2 separate regions of the Homo sapiens genome follow, and region 2 is linked to region 1. Evidence: chromatin contacts called from ENCODE Hi-C or POLR2A ChIA-PET data. All regions are on one chromosome and are shown on one strand. The core of a region is the stretch at or near the end of the contact, and the rest is flanking DNA. Distances in the headings are between cores, read along the strand shown. Region 1 has its middle 42 kb from the start of TASOR. Region 2 holds the start of TASOR (transcription activation suppressor).

Evidence for each region. Hi-C counts contacts between places; a loop is a spot of excess contacts on that map. ChIA-PET counts read pairs that join two places held with the same protein, here RNA polymerase II (POLR2A). Pooled maps may share reads with other maps.
Region 2: a map of naive thymus-derived CD4-positive, alpha-beta T cell shows a loop between it and region 1 (2.1-fold over the local background). The contact joins the promoter of TASOR here to the enhancer-like site in region 1. A Hi-C loop is called at or near these places in 2 of 168 maps with a recorded cell type or tissue (naive thymus-derived CD4-positive, alpha-beta T cell and natural killer cell), 6 of 37 single-sample maps with no recorded cell type and 11 of 50 pooled maps. POLR2A ChIA-PET finds 5 or more read pairs at or near these places in 11 of 52 experiments (CD4-positive, alpha-beta memory T cell, CD8-positive, alpha-beta memory T cell, GM12878 and 8 more).

What each region holds. Positions count from the first base shown.
Region 1 is chr3:56,724,003-56,727,065 of GRCh38, reverse strand. No RefSeq gene overlaps it. Among named protein-coding and RNA genes, the nearest start is that of TASOR, 42 kb to the right of the region's middle. Within about 2 kb of position 1,670, at least 6 of the 41 ENCODE cell types and tissues checked have a DNase peak (open chromatin) inside an H3K27ac peak, as active enhancers do; they include GM12878 and natural killer cell, where a contact is called at or near this core.
Region 2 is chr3:56,681,872-56,684,934 of GRCh38, reverse strand. It overlaps TASOR (transcription activation suppressor), which reads left to right and starts at 1,670. Exons shown (of 24, transcript NM_001365635.2): 1 at 1,670-2,259. The coding sequence starts at 1,929. RefSeq lists a silencer at 1,538-1,837 and enhancers at 1,978-2,147, 2,568-2,687, 1,895-2,839.

The sequences.
Region 1 (3,063 bases), core at 421-2,920:
TTTGTAAAGATTGAAGTTTCACTATGCTGCCTAGGCTGGTCCTGAACTCCTGGCCTCAAGTGATCCTTCTGCCACAACCTCCTAAAGTGTTGGGATTACAGGCGTAAGCCTCTGAGTCTGTCCAAGAACTCATAATTCTAAAATCTGTTTTCTCAAGCATTCTCTATTCATTCACTTATTTATGTGTTCACTTTTAATAACTCTATCTGGAATCCATACTATGTATAAAGTCAAGTGGTAAGTCATAGTTGTTATAGAAAAGAAATGTTGAATCTCACTGCTAATATAGGTAACTGTTGAGGAACTTGAGGCTAAATAAAAGAAGGCAAATTTCACTTTGAAATTCTTACTGGAATTTCAGTCTACTTTAATTAAAATGATTAGTACTCTTTCTAGTCTGAGCACAGTGGCTATACCTCTAATCCTAGCAGTTTGGGAGGCCAAGGCAGGTGAATTACTTGAGCCCAGGAGTTCAAGACCAGCCTAGGCAACATGGCAAAACCTCATCTCTACAAAAGCACAAAAATTAGCCAGGCTTGATGGCATGTGCCTATAGTCCCAGCTACTCAGGAGGCTGAGTCGGGAGGATCCCTTGAGCCTAGGAGGCAGAGGTTGCAGTGAGCTGTGATCACACCATTGCACTCCAGCCTGGGTGACAGAGTGAGAACCTATCTCAAAAAAGAAAAAAAAGATTAGTACTCTGTCCCACAATGAGTGAGGTTTTTTAGATGAAAAGGCTAAACATTTTTAAGCTGTTAGTAGCCAATTCTCAATAGCACATTGGCCCAATAAGGCTGGTAGTTAGTCTTATCTTTACAATAAGCTCTCACCATTTTCTTTTTTTTCTTTTTCTTTTTTTTTTTTTTTTTTTTTTGAGACAGTCTCGCTCTGTCACCCAGGCTGGAGTGCAGTGGTGCGATCTCAGCTCACTGCAAGCTCCACCTCCTGGGTTCATGCCATCCTTCTGCCTCAGCCTCCCAGGTAGCTGGGACTACAGGCGCACGCTGCCACGCCCGGCTAATTTTTTGTATTTTTAGTAGAGACGGGGTTTCACCGTGTTAGCCAGGATGGTCTCGATCTCCTGACCTTGTGATCTGCCTGCCTCGGCCTCCCAAAGTGCTGGGATTACAGGCCTGAGCCACCACGCCCGGCCAGCTCTCACCATTTTCTTTAACATACTGTTAATTCCCAAATTTGGCAAGATATTCACATAAATAAATATAAGTCCAAATTTTTTCCCAAATGCAAAGTCGCTTCTCCTAATTTTTTTCTTCCTCCTCCTCCTCATCTTTTTTGTCCGTCCTCTTTTCTCACTGCTGCTTTGGCTATTCCCTCTGTTTTTCACTCCTATAATTGTACTGACTGTCAATGCTAAAGGATGTATCTTACAGTATATTAGAAGATGTTTGTACTGACATTTTGTGGGTTAGTACAAATGAGTGAGGGCTAAATGGTTTTTCTTCAGTCAATTTTCAAGATGTTATTTCACATACAACTAGATGTAATCCTTGCAGTCTAAATGAAAACTCATAAGCAATGAACAGAGCCAGAACTAGCAATTTTCTGTAAAATTAGAGCATGGTTTCAGCTTCTGGGTTGTGGTCACCGCCACTGACTGCTTTAGTTTCCATTCCCAGCACAGTCTGCGGCAGCTAAGAATGCACAACTCTTCATAACCACAGCCCTGTTTCAACAAAGACTGTGTGGCTGCAGGAAACTGCAACCCACCATCTTGGTGAAGAGCCTGTTCAACTTTCCATTTACATTCTGTCCATGTCCGTTTTTTACTAATTCTCCCAAAGCCTGAGGACTCTCAAAGATTTGGCAAAGAAACTGTCTGGCCAATCAGTTTCACTCACCTGGTTCCCCTTGGCATTGAGGAGAGAAGACACTGAATACCCCCCCTTATTGATGCAGCTGATTCAATTAATTCACACTAGCTTGTTTATTGACAGAATTCTAGAACTACACTATTGGAAGGGAAGAGGGTTACCCAAGCCCAAACCTACCAGTAAAAATCTGACAATCATCAAAATTTAAAACCTTGTCCGCATGAGCACACAGTGAGAAAAGGTGACCGTATTCACTGTACCTGAAGGGTATTGAGGGAAACAAGTTGGAAAAAAAAATGCTCATGACATCATATCTCCTTTCTCCAGGCTTGGTTCATATATCAGTCAGCTGCACAGACCTACCTAGTCAAAGCAGTTTTCAGTTGACGTGAGGGAATAGCAAGGAATTAGAAGTCATGCACTGTATCTTTAAGAGCTAATCACTTAGCCTAGGAAACTGGACATGCATTCCAAAGCTTGTCCACATGCAAACATACCTAGGTATTAATGAACTGTGCTCTCTCATCTGTGAAAGGTTTGAAAATGACATCCTACAAGTGTTTTATTCTCTGTTGCCAGGGACACTGGACCCTTCAAGCCCATTTAAATGTGAGACTGTATGTGAAATCACTTTTTAAAAAGATACTAAGAGCTAGTAGTTTTCATTGTTATTTAATAATCACTTTTAAATTTGTACATGTTGCCCAGGCATGGTGCCTTATGCCTGTAATCCCAGCACTTTGGGAGGCCGAAGAGGGCAGATCACTTGAGACCAGGAGTTGAAGATCAGTCTGGCCAACATGGTGAAACCCCGTCTCTATTAAAAATATGAAAAATTAGCTGGGCATGGTGGCAGGCGCCTGTAATCCCAGATACTCAGGAGGCTGAGGCACGAGAATCACTTGAACTTGGGAGGTGGAGGTTGCAGTGAGCACAGATTGCACCACTGCATTCCAGCCTGGGTAACACAGTGAGACTCTGTCTCAAAAAATAAAAAAAAATAAACCGTACATGTGAAATTTCTCAAAAGTGTGGCCTTGGCCTGGGTCTTTTTCATTCGTTGTACTATATACCTGGAGAGACTTTTCAATCCAGATAATTTGGAATTTTTTCTTGTATTTTTTTTTCTTACATATTTTCATTCCCACAATTTTCTATTTTCTCTTTCAGGAATTCCAGAAAGAGAGATGAACCTTCTGGATTTTATGCCTTAACTTCTGGATTGATTTTC
Region 2 (3,063 bases), core at 421-2,920, 42 kb after region 1:
GACTGGTCTCCAACCCCTGACCTCAGGTGATCTGCCCGCCTCGGCCTCCCAAAATGCTGGGATTATGGGCGTGAGCCACTGCGCCTGGCCTAAAATGTGTTTTTAAACTATTTACTAATAATGGATTTACACTCTCTTTCGTATGATTTACTAAATTGTTTCGAATAGGTTGGGCAATTCATGATTTTTTTTTAATATCAGCTGTTAAACAGTGGTAATGTTTATTAGAGGACAAAAGAATCCAACTTTCGTGTTGCCCTTAGGAATGCTCTTTAAGCCTGGGGCTTTATTATGATGATAATTTGGTCTGTAAACTCCTTGGGAGACAGTTTGAGACTAGAGATCTGGGTCTCAAACCTGATCCTGCTGCTTGGCGACCCTCAACAAAATGTCAGCCCTCTGTTGCTTCGTCCATAAAATGAATAAAAGTGCACAGCTGCTGTGAAAATTAGGTCTTAGAGAAGCAGTCAGTGCAGTGCTTAAGTACTTACTCGGAGAGTTAAATAGACCCGGTTTCAAATCTTCGGTTACCATAATTTGTCCAGTGTCTTGCAACGCTTCTTTCAAATTCTGCAAACTAGTATCTACCTCATGTCTGTTGCTGTGAGGATTAAATGGAGACAATGCACGTAAATCACTTGTCCAGTCCGTGTCTAGCACGTAGAAAGCACTCAGTAAATATTGGCTGTACTCACGATAACCCGTGATAGTTTATACTGATAAGGTAGAAACCACTATGTAAAGGGCTCTTAACTATGAAGTTGTTCCCTTTATGGGAGAGCGACGACCTGCTGTGTATTTTTTAATGTGACCGCAAGTTTATTTTTTCTTTAATATACATTTACTATAGGAAAACGTTGATGAACGTTCCAGTGGAAGAAACAGTGGAGTTAGAGGTTTATCAGTGGCCAGATTTTTAACAGAAGTAACCATAGAAAGGGAACAAATGGAGGCCAGGTGCGGTCTCCATGGCGTGTGGTGGGGGGGGGTGCGACTAAAGGAAAAAAATGGGAAAAGTTAACAGCCTCCTCCCCTCAAACTCCCCAGAACCAAATCCTGTTAACACTAGGTTGTTAAGTCCCATCAGAGGATCTCAGGTGAAAGTGCTTGCTGGAGCTGTGACACTGGGTCACACTCTCTGAGATAAAAGAGAAGGCCGGGTGCGAGTAATCTATCATAAAGATACAAGATCCGGTGAGAATAGCAGGTCGCAAAGGCTGTCGAGGCTTTTAGGCTATTACCGCCTAGCCCATTCTTTTATCTCCTCTCCAGGTTTTTGTACACATGCAAATAGTTCATAAAACCGAGATCGTCCCGCATCCACTGCTCTGAAGCCCGTTTGGGCCGAGATAACTCGTGCGCAGAGGAAGGGTTTTGCCCACAAATGGGCGACGCCTGCGCTCCGGAGAAGAGGCCAAGCTAGTCTCCCTCGCCTGCAGCGCGGCGGGGGAATCCCCGGGAACCCGAAGATCGCCAGGGGCCCACGCATTCCGCAGGCCACGGCTGCGGCGTCGAGGTCCTCGCGGGGCGTTGCGGTCGCCCCTTTTGGCGGGCTCGGGCGCCCCGAAACTCCGCCCCCCGGCGCGGTATTTCCGCACTCGCGCAGGCGGGTGCCGCGCTCCCATTGGTGGAGTGGCCCGCGGTGGCCCCGCCCCCTCCCGGCCCCGACGCGCGCACGTTGAGTGGCGGGGGAAGGCAGAAGAACTGCCCGAGGGAGGAGCGGCTCCGAGGACCGGGCAGCGCATTTGGGGTGCCCGCTACAGGGCCCCCCAAGAGGCTGCCAGGTCGGGAGCGCAGCCTGAGGCCACGGGGGGAAGGGGGTGGGTGGGCTGAGAGCAGCTCGGCGGCGAGACTGGCCCGCCGCCCCTTCCCCCCACACCCGTCGACCTTGTGGGCAGAAGCTTCCCAGAGCTCCTTAGGCCGGCGCGATGGCGACTGCTGTGGAGACGGAGGCCTGTCAGCCGACGGATGCGAGTTGGGAAAGTGGCGGCGGCGGAGACGACGAGATGAAGCAGGCGCTTCCGGAGCTTGAGTCCTCCCAACAAAATGGCGGCGGCGGCGGCCTCAACATCGCTGAGCCCAGCGGCGGCGCTGGGCGTGAGGAGAACGCGGGGGCCGAGGCCGCCCAGAGCCTCAGCCACGAGCAGCCTCAGGACTCCTCTGAGGCGGGCGCGGCCGCCCTGCCCAGAGGCCCCGAAGAGCCCGAAAGGCCTGTTAGGAGGAGTTTTCAGATCCCCAGGAAGAGCAGAGAAAAGAAAGGTGGTGCCTCCCCTTCTTCTCAACCCCCTCTCTCTCTCCCCTCCATCTTTTCATTAGAATCTTTCTATCTCCTCTTCCCACACCCATCCGAGATACGTAAACACGCATGCAGCGCCGGCCGCCTCTCCCCTCACCGCCACGGCCGCCCAGCTGCCGCGTTTGGTGCGAGAGAAAGCGGTGGAACCACGCTCCCCTGCTGCCCCTCCCCGCGGAAGTTGGAAGTAGCTCAGGTTTGAAGCTTGTCCGTAAGGCTGCAGCTCCCAGAGAGGAAAGATGGTGCTCGGCGCCCCTCCCTCCCAGCCCCTGAAAGCAGAGAAGCCGTTGTGTCCTCCTAAGGATGCTTCTGAGAAGTCTCGCTATGGAAATAGCCCGTGGCCATGGATTCTGGGGCTTTCTCCAAGGCCATTGCCAATGTTCTGAGGACCATGAGTGCTTCTCCCCGTGGAAATTCTTCAGTTCTGTGTGTCTACTTGAAATGTGCTTGATGTCAGCGTCCTCCCTTATTTAGAAATCTCTATTAGTAGATGTGATCCATGCACACTGCTGTTTTCCATCACACTTCATTTCCATGTAGATTTTTCCCCCTTGTTTTTGAAGCGTTAGATTAAATAGGTTTTTCTCTCTTTAAATTCGAACTTAGTATTGTTTTTCTTATATTTGAAAAGAATGGAAAGGTAGGTTCTTGGAGCAGTAATTTCCCAATGGAAAAAAACTAATGAGAAGTTACCTTATTCTCAAGAGTCACCAACTTGGTCTTCTAGATGGTAGAACTTCAGGTTAAAAAAAAGTCCAGTCTTAGTTTTT